2 separate regions of the Homo sapiens genome follow, and region 1 is linked to region 2. The links are chromatin loops, found by intact Hi-C in ENCODE. Cell type or tissue: Caco-2. All regions are shown on one strand. Each heading gives the region's core, and the rest is flanking DNA. Links, peaks and the distances in the headings are about the cores only. Region 1 overlaps CHCHD6 (coiled-coil-helix-coiled-coil-helix domain containing 6). Region 2 overlaps CHCHD6 (coiled-coil-helix-coiled-coil-helix domain containing 6).

Region 1 (5,378 bases), core at 124-5,123, 52 kb before region 2:
GATGAATTGTCGTAATGACTGCCGTGATGAAATGTGTAAATGTGGTGAAACCCTAACAAGTGATGAATCTAGGTGAAATGTATATGGGCACTTATCATATTATTCTGCAAATTTTGTTGGTTTGAAAATTTTTCAAAATAAGAACAAGTGTTGGGTAAACCTACACCCAGACTCTCCTCCTTAGTGGCAGAAATAAGATTTCTGGGAGGATGAAGGAACAGAAAAGATTTAAGTGTAAGGAAAAGTAGCCATCAGCTCTGCTCTCTGGTTAGGGAGATGCCATTCTCATGTGACAATATACTAGGTGTGATACACCTGGGATAAGAGGAGGGCAGTGTGGGCCGGCTGACAGTGCCCCTTTCAGTGATGGAAACTCACAGAAAGGAAGTAGGGCGAGTGTACAGTCCTCAGTGTTTTATGGGGACAAAGACTAGAGGGGAGGTTGGGACTGAGTGATGGGCTTTATTTCTAGAAGCCCCTCCTGCAGGGCAGCAGGACCGGCAGCTGCCAGGCCCACACATGCCTCGGGAGAAAGACCATAGCCAGGCCTTGGATTGGGAGTGGTGGCCAACCCCATCAGAAAACAAGATGCAAAATGCTGTGATCTCACACAGAACAGAACCAAGCAGACACCCACAAAGACAGAGTCACCCTGCTGAGATTCCCACACCCAAGCACCTTACTCTGCCTTTCACCATATTGAATCACTAAGTTTTTAAATATAAACTCATCTGATAGCCTTACCATCTGAGAGGATGATTCTGAGGTATCCAGGTGATGAATAAGGATCTGAGGGAGACCCACTCACACTATCTGGGGGACAAATTCTAGGCTTAGAGAAATCAGTTATTTAAGGATGAGTAAAAGGGAAAATTTAAAAGCCCAGCAAGAGGCATGTAAAAAGTATATAGCATTAGAAGAGAGTTACAGTGCTCAAGGTAAAAACATCTCTTTTTTTTCATGTTTTACTGGAAAATGTGTACTCAAGGAAATTAAAGGAAGTCATGAAACAAGAAATAGTGAAAATGATCAAAGGTTCCTTGCCTCGGTTTCTGACATTGTGAGTCAGGCTGTTGAGGTGGAGGCTGGAACATGGATCTAATGCACAGAATTGGTCCTTGGGATCCCCAAAGAAACCCCAGAGCAAATGGACAACAGCAATAATCATAGATGTCATAGGAGGAAAGATCTCTGAGTCAGATTCTAAATGGGCAGAGCACACATTTGCAGAACTGCCGACCTGTATGGGAGGACACAGTCTGTGGCCAGGAAAGCTTCCTCAAAAGAAAGTTAATGGCTGCCAAGCCCGCATATGGGCTGTTTGCCCCAGGCTTGCTTGCACTCTCCAACTGTCCTCGTAGGCCTCCCAGGCTTGCTCTGTACATTTGTTCCTGAATGCAAAATACAATGGGTAGAGCCTGTTTCCTTCCCTGTGGCCTTAGGCACTGAACTGCTCTGCCCCTCCTCTGGGCACCCCACCCCACACTATGCCCTTTGCCTCTCTTGGGGTCCTGGTGTCTCCCCCAGTGCTGAGTGGTTTCCTTTGTTTGCCTTTCCACAGGGCTCTGTGCTGGACATGCTGAGCGCAGCTTCTCCTGGCTACTCGCCCCAAGCCCCCCATTGAGCAGGGCCCTATGTGTGTTGACAGACTTGAATGAATATTGATTTAATACAAGTGTATAGCAAAACTTTTGTGAGAAAAGGTGTAAGAGAGCTGACCCTCATTGCCCATCATGAGAAATTAATCACTAATACCACAAGTCGTTGCATCTCAAGATTGCTGTAAAAACATAGAATTCAGAGCCCCAGAGTTAGTGCTGAGGGGATGGAAAGGAGCTTCTCGAAGGAGTCGGCTGGAGTATTGGAAGGGTGGATGGGGCACCGCTGTGTTTTGTTGTATCTTTTTGCACTTAATGACTATTGATTAAAATAGTTCTTTGATTAAAATTAAAACTAATTGAACTTTTTAATAGATAAGTGCTCTGACAAAAGAAAGAACGAGGTACTGCGGGAGGGCATCTGAAGGTGGGGTCTCCAGGCTGCCCTGGCAGGTGGCTCTGGGTGGGGTGACTGCTACTATTTGTAAAAAGCATGCAGTTTACATAGCACCTTCCTCCTAGTACCTTCCACTTAAACAAGGGTCTCAGTTCCTTTCACGTCCTGGATTCCAAAGGACGGCCCAGGAGTTCAGATGTCCTTTGTAGATAAGGAATGAATCTCTGGGTTGGCCACTCCCTGATTTGTTATCTCGGAACTCCAAACACACATCCTTCATAGCCCATAGTGTCCTTCTCAGGGTATGCTTAAGTTACTGCCGTCAGGGGCGTCTGCCAGATACCCTCAGAGCCCCAAGCTATCCCCAGGTATCAGCAGGTAGCAGGAAGCGGTGTGGAGTAGTGGCAAGAGTACCTCTCTTACATTTCCACCTGGACCTCCCTCTCCGCCTTGCCTCATCGTCTCTAACCTCTCTGAGCCTCTGTTCACGCATGGAGATGCCTACCTTGGCCGCTGTGTCAGGATGGAAGAGGAACTGCTATGAAAGGGTTTTATCAAGAGGAAGGTGCTGTGAAGATTCTGGTTGTGCTACTAAGAAACAGAAGTCCTGGTTCTCCGCTGCAGAGGTTCCTCTGATGTGAACTCTGTCTCTGGCCTCAACTCCAATTCATTTTCTCAGATATTTATGAATTAATTTCTTTTACGAATCATCTGTTGATGATAATAATCATGATAGCTGCAATTCATTTAACACCTGTTATCGCCAGGCCCTATATTAGGCACATATCAGAAATTACCTTTTTTACTCCTCACAGCAATCTGTGAAGGAAGCAAAGTTACCTCCACTTTATACAAGAGCAACTTGAACCTTTCTAAGGCAATTATCACACATGCAAGACTTCTGGAAGAGCCAGGACGCTCCTTGTACAGAGGGCTCCTTGATTTGAGGAAGCCCACATGTGATACTGTGAAATATATATTTGGTATTCTGCCCTCATTTTCTGGCGTACAACTCCTGAAATCCTTAGGATCTCCAAAATGATAAGTTCTCTTTGTGCTGTGAATGACTGACAGCTGGCAGCCCCTAGGCAGCTTCAGGTTGAGGCTGCTCACTGGAATGACAGATGCAGGATTCGAGGGTTGGGACTTTCAGCCCCACCCATACCTCTGGGGAAGGGAAAGGGGCTGAAGTTAAGTTGATGGCTGATGGTTTAATCAATCTTGCCTACATAATGAAGCCTCTATAAAAACCCAAACAAGGATTGGCTGGAGAGCTTCCAGGTAGCTGAACACTTGGAGGTTCCTGGAGGGTGTGGTGCTCCAAGGAGGACATGGAAGCTCCACGTCCCTTTTCCCCATACCTCCCTACAGGCCTCTTCGATTTGTGAACTGGTACACCTCTGTGTTTCCCCGAGTTCTGTGAGCTGCGCTAATTGAATCCCAAGAGGAGGCTGTGGGAACCCCAACTCGAAGCCGATTGGTCAGAAGTTCCGGAGGTCCTGTGACTGGTATCTGAGGTGGGGCAATTTTAGGGACTGAGACCTCAACTTGTGGGATCTGCCACTGTCTTCAGGGAGATGGTGTCGCAATAGAATTGGAGGACACCCAGCTGGTGTCTGCTGCAGAATTGATTGCTTGCTTGCTGATGGAGAGAAATCCCCACATATTCTGAGTCACAGAAGTCTTCTGTGTCAACTGCTGTGTGGTGTGATGGCAGAAGAAACATGGTTTGAGTTTTTCCAGACACAGTGTTTTGAAGGCTGGCTGTGGGAACAGACCATCTTCTAAGGCGTACTCCAAACCTTTCTGCCCGGATTACCAGCCACGGCCATCACTGCTGTCCTCACTCTGGGCCCCTGCTGCCTTTGACCAAATTACAGGGTGTCACACAGCCCCAGCACAACCCGTGTGCCATGGTTTCTAATTCTAAGCCTGTTTTCTTTATGCAATAATGCTTAGTATCTGTCTCTGCATACTCTGGGCTGTATTTGTGGATATGAAAATAGAACCTTTTAGAAAATACCTTTTCAAAGCCCCCAAACATCAGGCTTATGTTAAAATCTGTAGGTTTTCTCAGTTCTTGTGACATTTCCTGTTTGCATTTGCACAGCTTGGAGAGCAAATATTCACTGATGGGTTACAGATTTATTTTGTCTTCTGTTCCCATTTCTGTAGTTCAAGTCTTAGCTATTCAGGGCATTCATTTTTGGGGAGTAAAATACTCATTTGAATCTGTTACTTTTCTTTGTATCAAGTTTTCAAAAGAATTCTTTGGTGAAGAATGGTGCAGGCCTTGACTGGGACACAGCTGGATCTGAGTCCTAGTTCCCGCACTGGCCAGCTCCAAGCCCCGGGTTCTATGTGTGAAGTGGCATAGACTCTATGAAAGCACTTGGGGATGGCATACAGTAGGTGCCCATCACAGGCGAATTCTCTTTCCTATGTAGATTAGGCAGCGTCCTGCAAAAAAGAAATCTTTCCAGCTGAGTCTTTTACACCCCTTACTAAACATTCAGCAAGAACCATTTGTGTACTTAATGTTGGTAATTTTGGCAATCAAAGAGGGAATTATTTTAACTTAATAATTTATACTATATATATATTGAGCTACATTAGCCCCACAAATCCAGCTATCTACCAACATTTTGAAACTGTTCTAAAATTGGAAATTGGAATTCATAGGAGTTGACAAACCATGAAAAAAATTCATCTGTGTGAAGGAAAAGAGAAACAAAAGCAGGTGTGTTGTTTTCACTGATAATTGACCATAGGAACTGAACTTGTTTTGAATTATTTGGAGTAGTAAAGAGGGTTCATGAAAGAGGCGGGTGTGGAAAAGGATGATTAGAAAATTTGATCTAGCAGTTTTTAAAATTCTTTGTCTTTTGTTTCAACCTCCATTCCTCCTTTGATTTTCAAGAAAGTCTGAAACTCCAAAACATCAGACAGGTGGGATACTTAATACAAGAGACCAAATTATAGTGTCCTACTGTCATCCCACATTTTGACATAAAAAATCAGATTATTGGAAAGTCACCATTCTCTGGGGCATGGATCTGCCCCTCTGGTGACTGCCGACGTGTTGTTGGGTTATCCACCATTTGTGCCGGTGGAGGTTCCTGGGAGATCCTCAATGTCTCTGCACTTCCTGACTTCCTCTCCTCTCCACTGAGGAGTAGAAGAGTGCCTTAGTGAACGCCCCATCTCGCTGACCTGAAGGCCAGTCGTGGCACTGGTGTCAGGGGGCAAGTGTGTAGAAAGCCAGTTCTGAGACTCCCAGGCCCAGTGCTGTGCCCATTCCAGGGTGAATCTTTACCTGGAAAGAGGGGCTTTGAGATTTGAAGGAGCAAGGAGTTGACAATGCTGGCTGGTCCTTCCAGCTC
Region 2 (5,378 bases), core at 69-5,068:
TAGAGGAGAGAGGGGCTTCAGAGCCTTCACCATGCCCTGCTGCCCGTAGCACCTCTCGGTAGCCCTGATAACACCACGCTTTGCAGATCTGCCTGTGCCAGTGTGCTGTGACCCTGGTTTGTGGTGGCCCATAGACCACTTGCCTCAGAATCATGGAATAGAGTCCTGGGCCCCACCCCAAGCGAGGCCCTTGGAATCTGCCATGTAAACAAACTCCTAAGTGATTGCTATGAGTCCTGGAGTTTAGATCAACTGCCAAACTGAATGTATTCCAGCCAGCAAATTAATCACTTCCCCAGGAAATCCCCCCAGGGAAAGCCTCTAAATCCATCCTGACTTCTGAACTGCCTCAAAGAGATCTGTTACTTTTTCCTCTGGTGAGGAGGCCTTCCCCCACCCCGCTTCTTCCCAGAGTTAGGGCCCAGAGAACGTCATCCTGAGCCTTGAGTCCAGAGAGCCTGTGGTGGGCGACCAGCAGCCCTGCAGAGAGCCTGAGCCCTTCCCGCAGGAAGGAGGGCTGTCCTTGTGGCTTAAGGGTTGGCACTGGCACTGGCTCCTCAGGCTGGCACATGCCTTCCTGCTGCCTTGCTGGCATGGCAGAATGGCACATGTGCCCAGTGACCAGATCGGGCTGACACAGCTGGGCACACTCAGTGCACGGGCGCAAGAAGGGCCCTTGGAGCCTCCCTGTCCGTTTGCTGAGCAGGCCCAGGGCAGGCGGGGCTTCTCTGGATGTTATTTAGCAGCAGCCCTGGCTGCCGCTGGGCTGAGGGTCCTAGGTTGCCCTATTTGAAGATTGTTGTTTACTGCTTCTGAAAGGAGCATGGTCCTTGTGGGGTGGGGTGAGGCTCTGGGTGACTGCTGAGGGAGCCTGGGGTCCGGGAGGGAGGGGTGTCTGGAGAGTGAGATCATGTCTGTGCTATTACTGGACTGACCCACGGTTCTGAAAAGTCACCTCACACTGTGAGCCTCATCTCTTCATCTATGTCATGACATAGTTGGACCACAGAGTCTCTAAGACCCTTCTGGAATGGAAGCCCTACCTGCTTCCATAGGCCCCTCTTCTTGCCTCTCCGAAGCCTGGTACAACCTCCCCTTATACTTGTGCTGTAGGGGTCGTTTGTTCCCCAAGGCTTCTCTGGTAGGCTGGGTCCTCAACCCTCATTTCCTACCATTTCCAGGAGTGAGATGAATGAATGGCTCAGGAAGCTTTTGGTGGCAAGTTAAATTTCATCTCAATATTCTTGTATTATCCATTTGCATTGCTGTAAAGGAATACTTGAGGCTGGGTAATTTATAAAGAAAAGAGGTTTATTTGGCTCATGGTCCTACAGGCTGTACAGGCCTGAAACCAGCATCTTCTCAGCTTCTGGGGAGGCCTCAGGAAGCTTACAATTATGGAGGAAGGCAAAGAAGGAGCCGGTGTGTCACCTGGCAAAAGACAGAGCAAGAGAGATGCCAGGCTCTTTTAAATAATCAACTCTCATTATTCGCTCATTACCATGGGGAGGGCACCAAGCCATTCATGAGGGACCCCGACCCCTATGACCCAGACACCTCCCACCAGACCCACCTCCAACACTGGGGAGTCACATTTCAACATGAGATTTGGAGACTGAAATATCCAAACCACATCAATTCTTCATTCACACTTCATGTTTTTTAAAACTTCTATAAGGAGTGAATAAAATCATCTTTAGAAAATTTGATGTTTTTATTTATCTTTAACATACAAGCCAGTGAAAACTGATTGCAGCATCAAAATACCCCCTTCTCCACACATACTGTCTCTCTCACACATGCATGCATTCATGCACTCTCACACTCGCTCTGCCTATAACCAGAGAGCTTGCCCGTTCTGTGTTGGGATTCTGCGCTCTTCTCCTGTCAGCGGCCTCAGCCTTGAGCATTTCCCTGGGCTCAAGGTCTGAGAACCTGGATTGAGCTCACAGAAGTCAGACCACTGGAGTGCAAGCATGGAAAAGCCCCTGGTCTATGTGTAGACATATTTATTTGCAGCTACAGAGGATATATTAGGAGTCAAAGACAAGCTCCTACCAGCAGATTCCTAAAGGAGGTTTGTGCTGTAAAAGATGACTGGTTATCTGGGTTCTTTGAATTTCACAGAGATAGATGAATTGCCTTCCAGACTTTTCTATGATAACAGTTGTCAGGAATGCCCGGGAGTTTTACTTAAGCTAACAAATGATTACCCTTCCCATTAGCTCTACAAACAGGCCCCTAATTAGTGAATTGGCTAATGACAGCTGCCTCTGGGGTCATTAGTCCTGACAGACAGTGCTGCAGTGTTCCGGGCACTGTGTCACTGTCATGAAGCATGTTGTCAGGCTCCACGGGACGTCAGGGCTGGGGAACACTTGGAATGCACCCTCCCCTCTCTGCTTTTTTTTTTTTTTTTTTTTTTTTTTTTTTGAGACTGAGTCTCGCTCTGTCGCCCAGGCTGGAGTGCAGTGGCACAATCTCGGCTCACTGCAAGCTCTGCCTCCCGGGTTCACGCCATTCTCCTGCCTCAGCCTCCTGAGTATCTGGGACTACAGACGCCTGCCACCATGCCTGGCTGATTTTTTTGTATTTTTAGTAGAGATGGGGTTTCACCATGTTAGCCAGGATGGTCTCGATCTCCTGACCTCATGATCCGCCCGCCTCGGCCTCCCAGAGTGCTGGGATTACAGGCGTGAGCCACCACGCCCGGCCTTCCCACCTCACTTTTTACCTTTTATGTCATCTCCTGGGTCATGTAAATTAACACCTACTTCAGATGGGTATGGATTTCTAAATATGGATTAAACATGGATTTTTAAAATAAAGGAGGACTGAGGAAATGGTCACATCAATTCTGGACGAGAAGACAGTTTTTATGAAACAGTTCCATTTTAAAGACACGTCTAATCAGAGTTGGGAATCGTTTTGGAAAGAATATCTATCTTGCCATTCGTTCCAGGGTTTACTTGTGAGCACGAATCACCTGCTGTCTCCGGCCACCTGGGATGCTCAGCCAGTGCCTTTGGAAACATTTCTGCCTTGAATGTCAGGTAGTGGTGAGCGGGATGGCAGGGCTGGCATGAGGCAGAGGGCTCAGTGTATCCCAGATGTGGTGTTCCCTTTTGAGAGCCTCCCTCCCTCAAGATGAGCAGGTGTTAAGGCTGGCCTCATCTGTATCCCTCCTGACCGCTTAGGTGATCTTGAAGTGTGGACCCTCCTGGGACACACAGCATCTCCTGACCAAGCTCAGCCCCAGAATAACTAGTCTGGAAGGCCCAGGCTTACATGATAACCAGGTTAAGTCCCAGGCTGATGTTCCATAGACAAGGACAGCATTGCATGGTTGAAGCACAGAAAAGTTCTGGGGCTGGTGAGTGCAGAGTGGGATAGCTATTGTAACAGAAAGGCGTTCTGCACTCAGGTTTTGTTACTATGCAGATTCCTGCTACATCAGCTCAAAACCGTGTGCGGCTTAGTCTAAATGCCTATTTAAGCAAAGGCCAAAAGTCTGTTTGAAGATATAAAGGGAAAAATAGTGTTCATAATACAAAGCTTGAGGCTAGTCATAGATGTACAATTTCCACGCAGTAAAAGTGAGTAATGAAACTGCATTTAATTGTTCAAAAGTAGCAGAAATGCATCTTTAAGAATTAAAAACTACAAAAAGGTGATTATACAGCATAGCAAATCTCTAACATGGATTAAACAGAATTGTTTAGGAGATAAAATACCAGCATGAACATGCATTTTGAAAGAGGGAAGAACAATGCTGGGTTTAGGTAGGGAGAGCCCAGCTTCTGCTTTTGCTTGGGACTGATGTGGCAGGAAGTTGCTGGTTCATGGCCCAGGAAATCCATAGATGGAAAGACCTTGGCCGCTCCTATGGAATGTACATATGTACTTGACCTGTGTAAAATGGATTATACAGGGCATCCCCAAACCTAACAGGTGCCTGCATCTGGGAAGCCAGCTTGTGCTGTGAAATTCCCACAACCTTAGATCAGCCTTTCCTCTCAGCCAGGTGAACCTAGGTTCACATCCTCCTCCTGCGACTCCTTAGCCTAGATCCTGGGACAAGTGGCTCAACTGTGCTGACTCTGGTTCCTCATCTGTGTAGAGGGGTGGTGATGCTGCCCTTGCAGAGCGAAGGGGAGGATAATATGAGATCATGTTCATAGAATACGAGGCCAGAGCTTGGCTTAGAAATGTTAGTCCTGGGCTGCCACATCCTGTCAGCACTGGCCACATATGGCTATTGAAGTGTGGCTCACCCAAATTGAGACATGCTGTAAGTGCAAAATACATATTGGATTTCAAAGACTTAATACCAAAAAAAGTAAAATCTCTCCTATAATTTTTTATATTGAAAGACTATTTCTCTATATTTTGTCAAATACATTATTAAAATTAATTGTAACTGTTTCTTTTTTTCTTTTTGAGACAGAGTCTTGCTCTGTTGCCCAGGCTGCAGTGCAGTGGTGCAATCTCAGCTCTTTGCAACCTCCACCTCCCAGGTTCAAGCGATTCTCCTACCTCAGCCTCCCAAGTAGCTGGGTTTACAGGCATGCACCACCACGCTCAGCTAATTTTTTTGTATTTTACTAGAGACAGTTTCACCATGTTGGCCAGGCTGGTCGCGAACACCTGACCTCAAACAATCTGCCCACCTCAGCCTCCCAAAGTACTGGGATTACAGGCGTGAGCCCCTGCACCTGGCCTCTTTTTACTTTTAATGTGGCTGCTAGAAAACTGATAATTCCATATGTGGCTTGCAGTCTTTTTCTGTTGGACAGAACTATTGGTCCCTTCCCTCCTTCACCCTGGCCTGCTGCCTCCCATCTTAGCATCCCGCCACCTCACATGCAGCCTTACACTGGAGTGGTTTGTGTCCCTGAGGAATTTGCTCCAGGTCATGTGGGTAGAGAGCTGGGCAACCAGTGTTGTTCTGGCATAATGCCCTTTCCTGTCTCCATTTTAAACACAAGGAAGCCATAAGTGAAATTAAGTGCCTTTGCCTAGGTCAGAAGCCAGTTAGTAGTCAAGTAGGGACCTAAATCCAAGTGTTCTGGCTCGAGTCCACTGTGATTTCCACCACGCCATACGGCCATTCATTTTATTGGCTGGAGTACAGCAGCATCTAAGCTGGCATTGAGCTTCACTTCCATGCTAACTTGGAGAGTCTAAGATTCTGAGGGACCAGGAAGAAGCAGCCTGGGTGGTGAAATGTAGACAGAGATTTGGATGAGAGATGGGGAGTGAGCGTTGGGAGCTGAGCCTGGTACGTCTCTCAGGACTGGTGCCTGTGTGGCTTGTCTCGGAGAAGGCTAGGGGAAGATAATGCCAGACAGTGCTGGTCTTGGCCTGTCCATGGGCTT

Evidence for each region. Hi-C counts contacts between places; a loop is a spot of excess contacts. Peaks named below come from ENCODE experiments on the same cell type or tissue, not always from the same donor. Only the 100,000 strongest peaks of a DNase experiment are listed, where the experiment ranks them.
Region 1: it touches region 2 in a loop (2.7-fold over the local background); 1 of 110 quality-filtered maps calls a loop at or near these places.

The regions. Positions count from the first base shown.
Region 1 is chr3:126,879,828-126,885,205 of GRCh38, forward strand. All of the region lies in intron 5 of CHCHD6 (coiled-coil-helix-coiled-coil-helix domain containing 6), which reads left to right. Among named protein-coding and RNA genes, the nearest start is that of PLXNA1, 100 kb to the right of the region's middle. In Caco-2, for the core only: no CTCF peak of the experiment used is centred there; a DNase peak (open chromatin) is centred at 2,334.
Region 2 is chr3:126,932,134-126,937,511 of GRCh38, forward strand. The region is part of intron 6 of CHCHD6 (coiled-coil-helix-coiled-coil-helix domain containing 6); the gene reads left to right. Among named protein-coding and RNA genes, the nearest start is that of PLXNA1, 48 kb to the right of the region's middle. In Caco-2, for the core only: no CTCF peak of the experiment used is centred there; a DNase peak (open chromatin) is centred at 2,318.